Regions from separate parts of the Homo sapiens genome. Here region 1 is linked to region 2. The links are chromatin loops, found by intact Hi-C in ENCODE. Cell type or tissue: PC-3. All regions are shown on one strand. Links, peaks and the distances in the headings refer to the core of each region. The heading gives the core; the rest is flanking DNA. Region 1 overlaps LOC105378275 (a long non-coding RNA gene). Region 2 overlaps ZNF32-AS3 (ZNF32 antisense RNA 3).

The links. A loop is a pair of places that touch in the nucleus more often than their neighbours do. Peaks named below come from ENCODE experiments on the same cell type or tissue, not always from the same donor. Only the 100,000 strongest peaks of a DNase experiment are listed, where the experiment ranks them.
Region 1: it touches region 2 in a loop (5-fold over the local background); 4 of 110 quality-filtered maps call a loop at or near these places.

What each region holds. Positions count from the first base shown.
Region 1 is chr10:43,781,541-43,789,876 of GRCh38, forward strand. All of the region lies in intron 1 of LOC105378275 (a long non-coding RNA gene), which reads left to right. It also overlaps the pseudogene HNRNPA3P1. Among named protein-coding and RNA genes, the nearest start is that of LINC02658, 6.8 kb to the left of the region's middle. In PC-3, for the core only: a CTCF peak has its summit at 3,918; no DNase peak of the experiment used is centred there.
Region 2 is chr10:43,667,425-43,675,760 of GRCh38, forward strand. It overlaps ZNF32-AS3 (ZNF32 antisense RNA 3), which reads left to right. Exons shown (of 5, transcript NR_038867.1): 2 at 3,697-4,097; 3 at 4,294-4,654; 4 at 4,884-5,021; 5 at 6,410-7,275. Among named protein-coding and RNA genes, the nearest start is that of ZNF32, 23 kb to the left of the region's middle. RefSeq lists a silencer at 1-73 and an enhancer at 3,798-3,967. In PC-3, for the core only: a CTCF peak has its summit at 4,411 (motif pointing right); a DNase peak (open chromatin) is centred at 4,427; H3K27me3 peaks cover 2,140 bases.

The DNA of each region.
Region 1 (8,336 bases), core at 285-8,284, 110 kb after region 2:
AACATCTGAAAAGCACAAAGTTGAGAACACAGCAGCCACATTGAAATCTCCATCCCTAGTATATGAGTATAAAGCAACAGCAGTGTGGGTTGCTGGTGCTGATGTGTGGGGGCTGGGTTGTAGGGCTGCGCCTGCTGCCTGGGGAAGGTGAGCCTCACTCCTCCGGGAACAGTAACTTTAACTGGAGCACAGTTGTTGAGGCAGTGGGAGTGGGAAGGAGCGTGCAGAATGTTCTCCAAGACTGATTGGAGCCAGAACCTACAAAGGGGATTAAAAAAAATTAAAAAGTAATCCTGGAAGCCTAATGAAACAGAGACTTTCTCAGCAGTGGAATGGGGGAGCAATGCCCAGCCATGATGTCACCATGGCCGGCCAGGCAGCTCTTTCCAGACACCTGCCAGACGCTAATTAGTCCAGGCCTCCAGAGCAGGGATCCGGGTGGGAGCAGAGGGAGCAGAGGTCATTTTCCCCAGGACATTTGCAACCTGTCAGAGTTTAATGCCCTCTCCCCACAACCAGCCTACAGTAGAGTTTTGGTTTCTATATGCAGAAGGGGACAAAAATTGTCATAGCCAGCTGACTCAGCCCCTAAATTAATCATGCCAGTTGTGGTAGAGACCACATTGACTGTTTGCTCTTCAACAATCTCACTGATAAGCACTTCCTGCATGGGGCCAGGCTTCTGGGAGGCACTGGTGGCAAGACAGGGCAGGCTCTGCAGGGGCACTGACCTCCCACTGCAGGACACCAAGCCCCTGAAGACAGTGGGGGCTGCTCTTTATTTGCTTATTTCCAGGGGCCCCACCAGCCTTCACTTTGCCCTGTGTAGCCAAAGGGCCATGTGCATGCACAGACACATGTCATCTGGGTTTCCTGAGAGTGGAGGAGACCAAAACTGAATTCTGAGTTTCCAAGTTTCCAAATATTCAGCCCGTCATGATGGTGTGGGCAAGCCCTCCTGTGTGGATGGAGTCACAGAGAGCCGGACGCTGCTTCCTTCCACCTTCTTTTGGGGCCACAGCTAGACGTCAGTCACTTCTCAGCAGTGGGCCTCACCCCTTCCCAGCCAGGAGCACCAAACTCAACCCAGGACCATTCAGATTCTTAGGCTACTTTAGAGAATCTGTACAAACCTATATAGAAAAGCAATTAGGAAACTTTAAAAAGAAAACTAGGAGAAGGGACTAGCTCTACATGATTCCAAAATATATTTTAGGTTTCCATGGAAAATGGCACCTGGTAAGAATTCCAGATACAACCTCCTCTCCCTTTCCATGAAAAGACCTAGGAAGAAACAGAAACGCTTGGATACTAACAGATTCTTACTGCATGTGTATTGCATACCAGGTATCATGCTGGGTACTTCCAGCAGCTCATCAAGGTTGGCGGAGTAACTGACCCCACTTACAGAGGACACCCACCCGCCCAGGCATGCACAACCCCACAGACTCAGCCAGCAAGGGGCACGATGGGTGTCATGTCTAGCCCTTCCTGGACCCCAGGGCTGTGCTCCTACTGAGGCCACTCACCTGGTCTTCAGAATCCTGGGGGAATTTCCACAGCATGGGAACCTAAGGGGCTGAACCAAGAATCACGTGCAGAAGCTGGCAGTGTCTGAGCCTGGGACAGATAGGGAGGGACAACGGCTTGGGGCCTGTGGTCATCTCTCCCCTCACAGGCCCATGTTGTTGGCTCTCAGGCCACTGAGCAGTCTTAGGTCTGAGCTGTGGTTACTTTCTGGAGGTTTCATAGAAAGGCTTTGATAGCTGACCTCAATCATTGTCTCCTAGCCCAAGATGGAGCAAATCCATCAGCCTAGTTCAAAGGCCAGTAACTTCCTCTGTCATGGCTCAAAACCCAGGCCACGACCAAGCCCTGCCATGCCTGGCAAGGGAACGACTCTTGGCGTTGACCAGAGAACTGCTCCCTGTACTGTTTCCCTGACCTCTTTCCTCCACCTGATTTCCCCATAAACCTTCTCTTTCTAAATCTGTTCAGGGGAGCCAGAGAGTAGCGGAGGAGAGGTAGCAGCGCTGTCTCCCAATTCTTCCCTCGCAGTCAGCCCCTGCAATGTCTTCTCTACATAGTAGCTATGGTAAGACTTTTAAAACATACATTCAGCTCTGCACCTCCTCTGCTGGTGCTCTCAAATAGCCCCATGGCTTCTCGTGTTGGAAAAGCCTCTCCTCCCTACCCATTCCACTCCTGACTCTGGAGGCCTTGCTCTTCCTGCAAATACCAGGTGAGCTCTGGCTTCAGGGCCTTTGTGTATGCTGGGCCTCCTCCTAGGATGCACTTTGGCCAAGTGTGCTCATGCTCTTCTATGTCCACTGTTGGCTTGGACAAGGATGAGTTCTCTTTGTCTTTTAACAAATGAGGACCTCGGTTTCTGAAATACTGGTAATGTAAAAAAAGAGTTCTGGCTTGAACTTGAGAAGTTGATTTTGTCTGACCTTATGAAATCTCTTGAGAATACACAAGAGTGATTCAATGAAGGGGAAGTGAACTGATCTTCCCTCTCTTAAGTGATCCACCAAGGAGAGGAAGGGAATCCAGAACTTTCAGGAGCAAAGTCATATGTTGGAAAGGTGTCCATCATATATTCATTCAATAGACACCTACTGAGCACTGAGCTTGTGAGTTAGGAGGTGGGGACCCCACCCTGAATCAGAGAGCAGTCCTTCTGTCAATGAGCTGATGGCTGGCCTAACTGAAGAGACAAATATTAAGTGACTATACAAATAATTATAAAATCCTAAGTATCATAAGTGCAGTGAAGGTGACATGGGCAGTTTTAGGTCTGTCTGGGAGGCCAGGAAGGGCTTCCCCAGAAAAGGGACATTCGTTGTAGAATATGAAGGATAAGTTGGAGAGATGCTGAGCAGCACTGCGAGATCCATGGCTTCCACCCTTCAGTGCACACTAGTAACATTCAGTGAAACAGAAAACACCAGGAGACAGGAAGGCCAGGTGTGGGTAGATGGGGAAAGGAATAAGTTCTGTTTGGGACTTTACTGTGAGGTTCATTTGAGCCAGAGAAGAGCCAATATTAAGTATACAATTGGATATTACTAGATATACCAAGGACAATATGCAGACAAAAGCTTGGAAATGTGAGGAGTGGTCTGGCTCAAGGTACATGTTTGCGAGTCACTACCATGCTGTGCGGTAACCAAAGGCCTGGGTGCACACTAGTTCTTCTGAGGACAGAGTGCAGATGGCACAGAGAAGGGGGCCTGGGGGCCGCCTTGAGGAGCTCTAACATTCCAACTGTACGTAAAGAAGGATGAGCTTGCCAAGAAAGCAGAGACATTTCCTGATCAGCAGGAGGAAAAGCAGGAGATTGTGCTTTGAATGAAGTCGAGGGAGGATCCTTTGGACTATTGGTGTGACATTTTTGTAAGTCTAAAATTATTTCAAAACAAACAGTAAAAATCAGTTTATTAGGGCTTATTAGGATGGAGGAGGGCCCAGCTTCTCCATGATGGATAACTGCTTCCCATCAATAGGGACCTTCCTTAGTAGGGGTCCTCATCTTCTTCCGTATCCTCTTCAAAAAGCCACTTTAACTCCTCAAATCTTCTTCCTCCTTATGCCCCTATACTTATCTTTTCATCTAAACCAGTGTCATTCCAGGATGTAAACTGTGAAAAAGGGATAGATCATTTACTTTTCAACCCTTTATATTTAAAGAAATGCTATTGGCTTTTAAATGTATGCTACATTTTAATATATCCCCACTTATTTATTAAACAAACATATACATACATTTAATTGAGGACACTGGAGAAATTACTGCCAATTTGTACCAGTCAGGATAGGCCAGGTTTGATGATAACAAACAAGCCCCAAGTCCTGGGGGCTAAAAGAACAAAGGTTTGCTTCTTGCTCAAGTGCTCCATCTACTGTGGGTTGTGGGAGAGCTTGGCTTGTATTTATCACTCTAAGACCGCTCCAACTTGACACTTATTTCCATGATTGCTGTGGTGGGGAAGGCAGGGCTCAGTCAGGCACTGCATTAGGTACTTCAGCCTGGGAGCTACACACATCGTTTCTGCCCACCCTTCATTAGCTGCAGGCAGGCACTGGTTGTGCCTGACTTCAAGGGAGTGTGGAAGTATCCTTCCTGTGTACGTGAAATAGAAGAAATCCAGAACCAGTCCATGCAATGTAAGGTTCTACCACAAGCAATAAAAGTCAGTAAAATCACAACATTGTGGCAGAAACAGCTAATTGCTTAGTCAATGTTCATTCTTCTCTACTTCCTAAGAGCACCCTTGTATGTCAATACCTACTGAAAAGTATCTAACTCTACAGATACCTTAATAGCTAAGCGGGGGACATATGACCCAATTTTGGGTGTTTGGATGGAATCAGAAGTCACTAGGGGTGGGGCTTAAAGCAAAAAAATCTTTTTGGTGATCTGACAATGCTCGCTTGTGCCTTTGGCCTCTGTCCTTCCTCTGCCGTCCATCTTCTTCCTCCCATCTTGGCCCCTGGAAATGCTGGGAGCACAGCAGCCATCCTGTGATCCCAGCACAGGAGCCTCACTCTGAGGACGGCGGGGCAGGACTACTCATGGGGCCTGGTCTTGGTGACGGTGTTGAGCCTCTAGATCAGCCGTGGGCTGCTTCCCCAACATCGCTGCAGACAAATAAGCCAGCACTGTTAGGTTCTCTGTTACTTGCAGACAAACCCAATCTAAATGATGCAAATAAAATATTTTTATTACCACATACCAGAAATAATGATGTATTCATACAGTATAATTCTGGGCATTTTAGAAATATTTACAAAATTGTCACATTAACATCACCTTTCAGGTAGTTAAATGGCATGTAACTTTCTATAATGAATTTAGAACAATTTTTCTACAGGAAAACAGAGGGAAAATAAAATATTATCTACATGTAAGACCCACTTTGGGGAATAAGTTGTATGCTTTGAACTTCTTGTAAAACTAATCAATCTAGCCTAATAATTTAAGACATTAAAGTTAGTTATTCAAACATTGATAGTGATAAATATAGCAGTAGTATCCATTCCTTCTCCAAGTAATCAAGACATTATGGTTTATTGATGTAAATTATTTTTTAAACATGCAGTTCATTTAGCAATACATGTATTGACAGCTGCACCTTCAAAAAAACTTACAAAACCAGAGAACACAACATTAACTTGTTACTAAACTAAAACAAACTTAGCTGAGATAGTGTTTTGGAAATCATGAGGGACATAGCCTGCTCTTTGAAATGAAAACAAAGGCATTTATTGGGGCATAAAACTAAATTCATTATTTGGCAAATTTCTTGCTCAAATACCATGTCCACATGCATTTCTGTCCCAGCAATTCTGTTTTGTCGTGAATTATATATAACTTATTTTAATGTGTTTGCTTTACTTAAAAAAAGGAATGAATTATAGTAATCTTTTCATCATGCTTGCCTCACCAGAGAGGAGCTCTTAGCAGAGCTGTTCCAGGTATAAGAGCCCCACAGCAATCCTTCCGCCTTTCTGAAATGCCCGTGCAGGATGTTGAGGGCCTGTGGCCAGCGTTTTCTTTTCTTTTCTTCTTCTTTTTTAAAATCTCCCCCATTCATTTAAACTTTATTTATATGAATAAAAGAACTTGAGACAATTTAGCTCAATTTTAATGTTTCCCAAGCATTATTTTGACCAGGTACCCAGGTTTAAGTTATGAACATTGACAGTGTCCATTATATAACCACACTTGAAGTTATTAAGGACTTAACCATTTTCTAATATTAGCCTATTTTCTACACTGCTTTTCACATATATGCCCATTAAAAATGGAATGTCTGTTACATTTATTGGCTTGTGAGTGTTTCTGGAAAACTGCAGTAAGTGTGAAGGCCAATTTCCATGCTGGCATTGCATGCATCCAAATATTAATGCACGGAGGCACAGAATTAGAGCAACAAGAGAGCATATTCAAACACTAGCATGCGCCATTCCCCTTTTTATTGCTTGTTTGCTTAGTACTTCTTAAAACAGAAGGAAAGACTTGAATTCAACGTTCAACTACCAAAGAAGGAGTAACAGCAGGACACATACTCAGGACTTGAATGAAATTGTAAGCACTAGCTGAAGCAAAACAGTAGACATGGGTATATATCCATATATATATATATATATATGTATATATGTATATACCTATATATATACACACACATATATATACCTGTATATATATATATAAAATATCTCTATATATAGACATTGGTATATATCTATATATATCTATATATATACAGCCTTATTATCTAAAACTCTTCTCAACCAGGGCCTTCCCAACAAATTGGTAACAACATGATTTATGTTGAAATATACACAAGAAATAAGAGTGTGTTCTTTGTCTTTGGGAATTTAATAACTCAGACTATCCAAATTTGAATTCAGGTCTGTAGGAAGTGAGAAGCCTGTACTAAGCAACTGTCCTACATTTCTGCTGCAGTTAGGTTATTTTGGACAATTATACCTAAACTATCCTTGGTTTCATCCAGCAAAATGTATACAGTACAAACAGGAAAGCATGCCAGCCAGCTAGGGGTTTAATAACGCATGATTTTTATTCTCTTGGTCTGAAAAGTTGTATCAAAAAATGTAAACTAATGCAAATAACTCAAGATTTATGGGCCTCTTGTGCTTTAAAAAAGGAAAAAAGGTACCCACTAATTTGCTCAGATATAGCAGGCTTAATGGTTCTATATTTTGAAAAGTTTTTAAGAATGGTTTCTAATGTAGGAGAGGGAAAACATCCACTATACCTTTTCAGAATTTAAATGGAGGGCAGTAAACATTCTTTACACCCAAAACCTATGGCAGCAGTTCAAATTTGACCAAGGTAAATGTAGAATGGAGATGTTCTAAACACAGCTAGGACTCAGCAAGTCTAACACACTAAAATCATGTGATTACATTTTAAAAGAAAGTGCACAAAAACCAAAAAGAAATTTTGAGACTTTTTTATTTGAAGGTAATCTTAATGCTATTAAATTCACAAATGCTAATTTAAATACCCAATCCTATTTACCTAAAACACACATTGCAAACACACAAATTATCTGTTCTCTCCACATGTCGGCGTCCATTCATATCATGGTTTGGAAATGGGGAGAATAGATTCCCCTTAAACTGCAAGTCAGCAGGTGTTTCTTTACAGTTAACTTTAGCAAAATTTATACAAAATAGTAATTAACAATTGATCTTCTTTACTTGTTAACTCACAAGGAAACACCTTCAAAACTGCATTTTGTTAAAGTTTCTGTACTAAAATGTAGAAAAACTGAACTACACAGATATTGAAAAGTTAAAAATTCCTTAATTTTTTATTCCTGGTACCACTACCACAATTTACAGGGCAATATACCTGATGTAATGAAAAGAAAAAGAATAAGACAAAGCTACAACAGATAAAAGACCTGAGGAATGTACATCTAATTGACGCTACATTGCATTAATCGATAGCTGCACTTCCTGCAAACTGTGGCTATGACAGTCCTGAACAAGAAGGGTTTCCTGTTTAAGCTGCAGTAACTTTTCTGATTATGGATCATCGTTCCTTCTGTGACAGATTTTTACAGTTCCTCTAATGCACTTGGGACGACTGTCTCAAAGTAACCTGTAGCTTTCCTGACAACTCCTCACTCTCTCTCCTGCTAAGAACTGTAGCCCTTTCCTGCTGTTTTTAGAACCTTCTGCTACCATATCCACCACTTCCACCACCAGATCCATAACCACCACCATAGGGACTGCCCGAGCTTCTTCCACCAAAACTGCCCCCTTTCATGTGTCCATAATTTGATTGCTGTTGTCCACTGTAATTTCCAAAATCATTATAGTTCCCACCACCACCATAGTTACTACCGTCAAAATTTCCTCCTTCATTGTAACCATCATATCCTCCAACACCGCCACCATATCCACCACCTTGGTTTCCATATCCTGGTCCACCACCACCATACCCGCCTCTACTACTATAACCAGGACCACTGCCATAGTTGCCACCATCACCTCCTAATCCATTATATCCACATCACCTCCTCCATAACTACCTCTGCTGCCACCACCTCCACCACCATAGCCTCCTCTTCCACCAAAGTTTCCATCACGGCCAAAATTACCTCCACCACCTCCAAAGTTTCCTCTGTGACCCATACAATTGCCAGATCCACCTCCACGACCCCTCTGTGATCCAGCCGGCTGCATCACTTGTTTAGCAAGGGCCTTTTTCACTTCACAGTTATGCCCATTAATAGTGTGGTATTTCTGAACAACAATTTTATCAACTGTATCATGATCATCAAAAGTTACAG
Region 2 (8,336 bases), core at 200-8,199:
CAGCCGCGGCGGAACCCAGGGGCGACAGTTCCCTGGGGCCAAGGGGAGCCATGTGGAGCCCGGCCCAGGCTTGGCGCCCAGGCTCGGCCGGGCTGCTGTGCGCGCGGGGAGTCCGGGTGTCCACTGGCCCGAGCCAGGGTCCCGCACTTAGCGATTTCCAAGCGCGACTTAGACGTGGCCTAGTGGGTGTTTTTCGCTGATGGAAACGCTGGCCGGGACTGCCCCCAGCCTCCGCGGAGAGTGGGAAGCTCCCAGCAGGGGCGCGGCGGGTGCGCTCCGGGGCCCTCCCCACTGCGGGGCTTCATCATACGAAAAACCTTTGGAAGGGCCTGGAGAGCTTTGGCCTTTGTTTCGTGGGCTGTTTACTGACTTTCGCTCCCAGTTAAATCTTCCAACCCGAAGACATCCTTCTGAAGTCAGCAGCACAGATTACACCTAAGGGGAGGCGACTCGGCCTTCTTCCCTTCCCTTCCCTTCCCCTCCTACGGCAGGTCCCGCTGGCGGGAGGACGCCCCGCGAGTGGGGTGGGCCGCGAGCGGGAGGAACACGCACGTCCCGGGGCGGCCGGAGGGGCCCCGCTTGCGCAGGGGGTTGTCAGAAGACTCGCACGCGGCAGGAGGCCTGGCCGTGGGTGCAGAGTTCCCAGTAGGACGCCCACGAAAAAAACCTAACTCCCATTATGTTCTGTAATTCTAGTCTAGCCCCTATTTCATGCTTGATAGAGAGCAGTCGACCCCTTCTTGGTGAATTCTGCCAAGTTAGTCACTTCTCAGTCATGTTAATTAATTGTTTTAGAGACAAGGTTCTGCTCTGTCGACCAGGCTGGAGTGCAGTGGAGCGATCACGGCTCACTGCAGCCTCCGCACCTCCGACTCCAGCGATCAGATTCGCCTGGGTTGTCCAGCTTTCAAGTCCACCGGGGTCCCCATGGAACTTCTGGCTGCCCTCCCTCCTCAGCCTTTCAGGGAAGATGGGGCTGCTGTGGGTGCCAAATGTGCCCAAACCACCTGCACCCCTGAGGCGGGTGACACAGCCTCTCCAAGAGCCTTGGTATTGTGCCATCCAGGCTGTCCTTCAACCTCAGCCCTAGACCAAGGCCTCAGACTTCGGGAAGGAGGCCACTGCACATCCACCCTCAAGCCCACTGCACTCAGCCCAAGGAGCTGAGGGGAGTGAGCAGGGCCTGGGGCCTGGGCCTGTATCAGGCTTCCTCTCCCAACTCTTCCTGCCCCTACCCGGCCTGGAGGGCACAGACACACATAGACACACACAGATATGCAGAGACACACACACACAGACACGCAGACACGGACACGCATGGATGCACACAGAGACACACAGACACACACACAGACCCAGACACACATACGTGGATGTACACAGAGAGACACAGACACACATGGACACACATACACAATTCTAGATATAGAGAAGCCGTGCCTGTAGCTTGCAGTGCCATGTGTCTGCACGCACTGCGGGTGAGGACTACACCAGCTCCGGGGTCGCTCTACTTCATTGCCTTTCCAATCTTTGGTCTCACAGCTGGATGGCACTCTCTAGATGAGAAGCTAGGGTTGTATCTTTATTTTCTGGTTCCACAGTGACCTCCCCTTTCCCCAGAGCATCCCCGAGTCAGGGTTTCAATGAGGAGGGGATGGTCCTTGGGCCAGAAGGAGCCATCAGAGGGCAGGGGCAGGCCAGTGTGGGTGGTCCTGGCTGCACTTGGGTCTGTGTGGCTCTGGGCATGGTCGGAGCACATCTCCAAGGCCACATCTTGAGCAGAGGGGGCTTCTCCTGAGGGGAATGGGCCTTTATTGTCACCATCCTGGGAAGTGGAGACTCTTAGGGAAGGGCATGGACTCGGGAGGGCCTGGGATGTCTGGGCAAACCCGTAAAGACAGCCCCTTATGTGTAGGTACTGAACAAATTGAGAGCTTTCTCCCAAGAGTGAAGGGTGGGGGCCAAGGCACGGCTTGACCCTGACTAGTGCTAGTGGGCAGGTCACACCTCTGTCATGCACAGGCCTCCTGGGCCAGGCAGGGGATCAGTTCAGGGACTCTAGGATAGAGGCAAAGCCTGCTGCTAAGTTCTCTGTTACATTTCCCTTGGCTTCTTCCTGTGTCTTCAGGAAATTTCCACTAAAAGATACCATCTGGGCTCAGCAGCGTGGCAGGCTGCTGGGGGGACTGGCAGGGTTTTGTGCATGTGGCTTGGTGAGCAGCCCAGAGGGACAGAGCCTGCTTCCTAGGACAGCAAGGCTTACCACAGGGCAGAGCCCTGTGGACCTGACTCCCCGGGGCTGTGAGCAGGAAAAGTGTGGAGGGAGATGGGAGCTGGGAGAAGGGAAGGGAGGAAGAGAGCCCATGAGTCCTTGAGCCCCCTGGATAGTTCTAAACAGCGCTGGCCAGTGACCAGGGGTACTCTGCCTTCCAGATCCGGGTGAGAGTGGAATCCCACCTTGGCCTGGGCTTGGTTGGCCATGGTGTTGTGCCATTGTCCTCTGTGCACTAAGGAGGCAGTCTTAAAGCATGTCAACCACTGTCCTGCATGAAAGTGTTAGTGCTGAAGTTTAATCATGGTGTGTGGCTGAGGAGACGGAAACTAGTTTGTATTTTTATTCTTTTGAGACAGAGCAAGACTCTGTCTCCCAGGCTGGAGTGCAGTGGTGCCATCATAGCTAGCTCATTGCAGCCTCGAACTCCTGGGCTCCAGAGATCCTTCTGCCTCAGCCTCCTGAGTAGCTGGGACCACAAGCACGTGTCAGTATGCCTGGCTAATTTTTTTAATTTTTTGTGGAGACAGAGTCTCCCTGTGTTACCCAGGCTGTTCTTGAACTCCTGGGCTCAAGCGATCCTTCCGCATTGGCCTCCCAAAGTGCGGACACTACAGGCGTGAGCCACTGTGCCCAGCCGTAAACTAGTTTTTAAAGCTGATCAAGGGCTTGGTCACTTCATGTTGGACAAGGGGTTGGGTGAGTCATGACACTCAGCCTTTCCCATGCAGTGTCTCTTTCCCAAGGGTTCTAGAAGGAGGTGAAGGGGCCACCAGACCCCCATGCACTGCCCTCCCCCACAAAGACCTCTACTGCACCCCCAGAGGACCCATTGTACCCACGCAGGCGTCTTCGTCCTGAGCCTGAGCTGTCACAACACTGGAATCTGCTCGCTTTTCCCTGGGACAGCTTTGTGTTACTAGAGTTGGGTCTGAGGTTTGCACATCATGTCGCCCGCCCCAGGTCCCCCCAGGCCAGACACAGGGCACTTTGAGTCCCGGGCCCCCCAAGTTCCAGCTGATATGTACTATGGGCTTCCTGAGACTTCCCCGGTCCTGGGCACACCTGTTTTGCTGTGGAACTCTTGACTTGGCTTCTGCCTTTGCCTAGAGTCCTGGAAATGTCCAGAAGCCTGGGGGCGGGGCCAAACAGATCACCCTGTATCTTTCTTCCCTGATTCCCTAGAGCAAATGGCAAACGTTTTGGTTTTAAATCAGAGACAGTGGACCTCATAGTCTTTGAACATATCCCTTGGTCTTGGTCTCTAGCTCTTTTCGTTTTTCATTTTGAAACCTGGGGGTCTGTTGCCAGGCCTGGAATCCTGGAGCCCCATCACAGGCAATCTCTTGCGTGCTGTGGCTTCTTGACTGCACCCAATTGTGGTCTAACTCACCCTTTTCTTTCACCTCCTGTTCTCTCTCCAGCCTTGCAGCTTCAGGACTGCTGATCCTGATTATGCTGTGCAAAGGGTGTTCGTTCCACGGTCACACTGTCTCTATGAGGCAGCAACGTCTAGGAGTGTTATCCCCATTGAGGGGGCAGATAAACCAAGGAAGGAGGAGGGCAGGTGCTGGCCCAAGTCACACACAGATGAAGGCACACATGGTCACGCATACCTGGGAAAGCTTAGCAGCACTCCTGGCTCTCCTCAGGAGTTCATAGAACCCTGCGCTGTGTGGACCACCGAGCTCAGAAGGGTTGCTGTGTGATGCTCGAATCAGGAGGCTCTGATGGACTCTTCCCTTCTCTGTCTCTCCAGCATCTGACTGAGGCACGTTTATGGGACTCTGGCGAGGAAGACTCCGGTTTGCAGAACACCTCCAATGTAGGCAGAGCACCAATCTAAGCCTGCAGAGACTAGATAATAACAGTTGGAAGATGTCTTTCTTCCCTCCTTCCTTCCCCTTGCGCCCGCCCCCTCCCCAAACTAGAAAGTGATGGGATCTTTGTGTCATTTGCATGATGACTTCTGGGACTCCTGTGAATTAGTTGCTTCTTCCTTCTATATTTCCCCAACCCAGGGCCACTGCTTAAATTGAACAAATGATGCATCACAAAACTACAACGGGACTCTTCAAATTCACGGTCGGCGCAATCTGTATGTAATTGTATTGCAACAATTGTCCAGCAGATGGCAGTAAAGTGTCATGAAACAGAGTTGCCTGGTGACCTGTGCTGCACCTTTGTGAGTTAGCGGTGACCAGGCTTCACACACTGGACTTACTGGAGTCACTACTAAGCCAAGGCCACAGCAGAAAGAGCACTGCGTTTTGCATGACCTAGGGGCTCCAAGTCGGCCTGGCTGCACCAGAGCCCTTTCAAAACACGCGGTTTAGTTCAGGGCTCACATTGGCCATTGCCTGGTTTTGTTTGGCCAGCAAGGTAAGAATGGTTTTAACATTTTTGAATGACTGAAAAAAAAAAAGAAAATAATATTTTGTGGAAGGTAAAACTCACATAAAATTCAAATTTCAGGGTTTGTAAATGAAGTTTTGTTGGACACATGAGTGCTCATTTGTTCAGTGTTGTCTCTGCTGCTTTGAGTTGAGAAGCCGCCGCAGACACCGTGTGGCCGCAGAGCCTAGAATATTTACTGTCTGGCCCTTTACAGGAAAATGTGCAAAGCCCTGGATTGCTCCTTTGGGACTTCATCAGCTGCAAACCCTCACAGTATTTTTGTGTGTTTGGAAGTAAGAAGAGAGCAAGCGAGGGCCGAGACCTAATGGGAAGACCCGGCGGCTGGGAGAAGGTGGTTATGAGCTCTCTTATTCCAGGGCACAGCACCCTGTCTGGGAAGTCGGGGGGCAGGCCTTGGCAGAAGTGATCCCCCTCAGTCCTAGGACTAGCTGCAGTTCCTGTGGCCCTGTCTTCAACGTTACATTCTTGCTTCAGCATCCCTGCTGGTCTGAGGGTCCTAGTCCGTGCACCAACTTTGATTCCTGGACCTAGCAGAATAATGCTTCCAGATTTTCAAACTCCTTGGGTGACAATTTGAGCATCTGCTAATGTCAGCCCTGTCTGAAATCCCAGCTGATTTTCAACACTGTGTAAGGGAACTCCTTCATGAGTCTTGGATGGGTAATGGATGATAGGGTCAAGTTGACATTTGACAAGAACTTGCTAAACTCTGAAAACCTGAACTTACAGTCCCTGCTCTAGCAGGCCTGGGTTCTCATGGAAACATCCTCAACAGACCAACTCAAGAAAGTAATTTCCACAGCAAATTGATTTCCCAGAATATGTTCTGTTAAAAGAAGTATGGTTATGATATCTGATCAAATATTCAGCATTATCAGGAAATTCAGCTGTCTCTACCTTCAAAAAAGGTCCAGAATCCAACCACCTACCTCTTCCTCTGCTGTCACCTGGTCCAAGACTCTGCCACCTCATTCCTAAGGGTTATTGCAAAAATTTCTCAATGGCTCTCACCGCTTCAGTCCTTGGCCTGTTATAGGCTATTGTCAAGAGAGCGAGCACAGTGGCCATCAAACCAGCAGGGAGCTCCTCACCCTCCATCGCTCAAAATCCCACAATGCCCCTCAGCTCACTGATGGCCAAAACCCTCTGCCTTCTGGCCCTGTATGTCTCTGACCTTTTGTGTTTGAGCCTTTTCCAGTCTGTCCCCAGTGCTCTCCTTGCTATTCCTCTGGGACACTGGGCACACACCTGCTGAGAACATTCACACTGCTGGGTACTTCTGTCTGGAACACTCCTCCGCAGACACTCTTCTCTTCTCAGCTTTTGCCCAGATGTCCTTTTCTCCCCAAGGTCTGTCTCGACCCTCCTTCATGTCGCACTCTGTCTCCCCACCCCCTGGTGCTGTGCTGTTACTTACGCTGCAGCACTTATCCCCCAGCATCCTATTGGATTTGCTTATTTATTATCTAGTGCTGACTGCTTTTCCTTCTAGAATGCGAGCTCCACAAGGCCAAGCATGCTTTGTTTATTGATGTGCCCCAAGTGCTTGGAGCAGTATCTGGCATGCAGCAGGTGCCTAGCACATATTTGTTGAATGAATAAATAACGAAATGAATTCTTGAGAGGCAAGCCTGCCCAAGTACTGAAGACTGGGTTGGAACTGTAGGTACTTCCTCCATTAACAAATTATCTCAAAAAGTTTGGGTATTGTTTTAACAGGGCTCCTGGCCAGGATCCGTGAGTCGGCTTCTTGAAGTGAAAGACAGAACTCTCTGCTCTTCAGGTTCTATCAGTGCAAAGAGGGCCCACTAAGACCCACTCTGCAGGGCTGTTGAGGAAAGCCCCATCTGACAGGCACCCGACAAAGCTCCTCACACTCCGTAAATGCCACCCATCATGAATGTGGCTATGATTAAATTGTGATGAGGACTGTGACCCACAAGACTGGAAAACCAGTTTGGCACCTTGATGCAGATGTTTTCAAGGACTGGGTTAGAGAATACATACCATCATTCTACTTTTAGCTGTTTTGTTTCATTAAAACCTTTTTGGTTTTAATGAAACAAACCATAACATGTATGACAACCATAACATGTATGACAACATAGCATGACAACCATAACAAGTACAATATTTTGGCCAATTTCATTTAATTTGGCACATAGAATGGAAGAAATATTAAGATATTATTTTCTACATGACTATGTAGCTGGGATGATTGGAACTGAATCATTTATTGCACATTTGAATGGTTAATTTTATTATGCTCACATTGTGTACATATTCTGTGGCTTATATATAATCAGTAAATATTCTATGACTTATTCCTCTTCAGAAACATGTGGAAAGATGAACAAAAAACAACCACAGCATGACAGGGTTAGGGAATTCTAGAAATGGAAAAGATGTTAAAAATGGGTTTATAGTAAAATCCAACATCTAGAGGAAGGATTTAAAGTCTAAGCAGAAACCCTTTCTGGCGGTCTGCAGAAGTCTCCCATCTTGCTAAAGTGTCACATTTGGCACATATTCCTGGAAAACGTTTTAGTGTTTTTCAATTAAATTCCTTACTGCTGTCCCTCTTGCCAACCTGCTGTTAACTTGCCTCCCGTTGCTGCACCTTCAGTGATTTTCCATTTCCTTTAGGACAGACTCCAGAGAAACTCATAATCTGGCACCAACATATTAAGACTGTTACTTCTTTCCACGTGTCCTTTGTCCCAGTCTTGGCCTCAGTGTGAGCTCATATTTCTGTGATAGGGAGCCACCATGCTTTGGGGCTCTGGAGCCAAGGGGGCAGGCGTGTCACGGAGGCGTTGCCTCATCATTGGGGCTCTGGGGTTCTTCTGTTACCTCTTTTCACACATCAGTGTGGTGGAGGTTGTGATGAGCCGAGAGGGAATGTCAGTGTTACCAAGCAACCATGAGCCTATGAGAACCCAGTCGGGATTATGGCCACTTGCACTGCGGGTAGCAGGCATTTAGTACACAGCAAGGACCTGTGCATGGACAATCCTGTGTAGTGTACGAATCACCTCGTGCGTGCTTGTCTATTTCCTCCTGTAGCTAAAACACTGCTCACAAGTCCTTCCACAGTTACCTATTAAATAATAGTCACCATCTTTTAAGGAACTGATAACTTCTGTTATTTTAAACTGTTCCAGAACACAGCAAAGGATGAAACAGTCTTTATCTTGTTTTTTTTTTTTTTTGTTTTTGAGACAGAGTCTCTCTCTTGTCGCCCAGGCTGGAGTGCATTGGCTCACTGCAACCTCTGCCTCCCAGGTTCAAGCGATTCTCCTGCCTCAGCCTCCTGAGTAGCTGGGACACATGAGTAGGCGTCCACCACCATGCTTGGCTAATTTTTTGTATTTTTAGTAGAGACAGGATTTCACCTTGTTGGCCAGGCTGGTCTCGAACTCCTGACCTCAGGTGATCCACCTGCCTTGGCCTCCCAAAGTGCTGGGATTACAGGTTTGAGGCACCTTGTCTTCCATTCTTTAAAGGAGAAGAAAAAGGTAACAAATCAAACAAGCAGTGCTCTCAAGGATAGTGCATCCTGACCAAGAAAGGTTTGTGAGCAATGCAAGGATAGTTCAACAAAAGGAAATCTGTGAACATTACTACCATGTTACTAGAGTGGAAA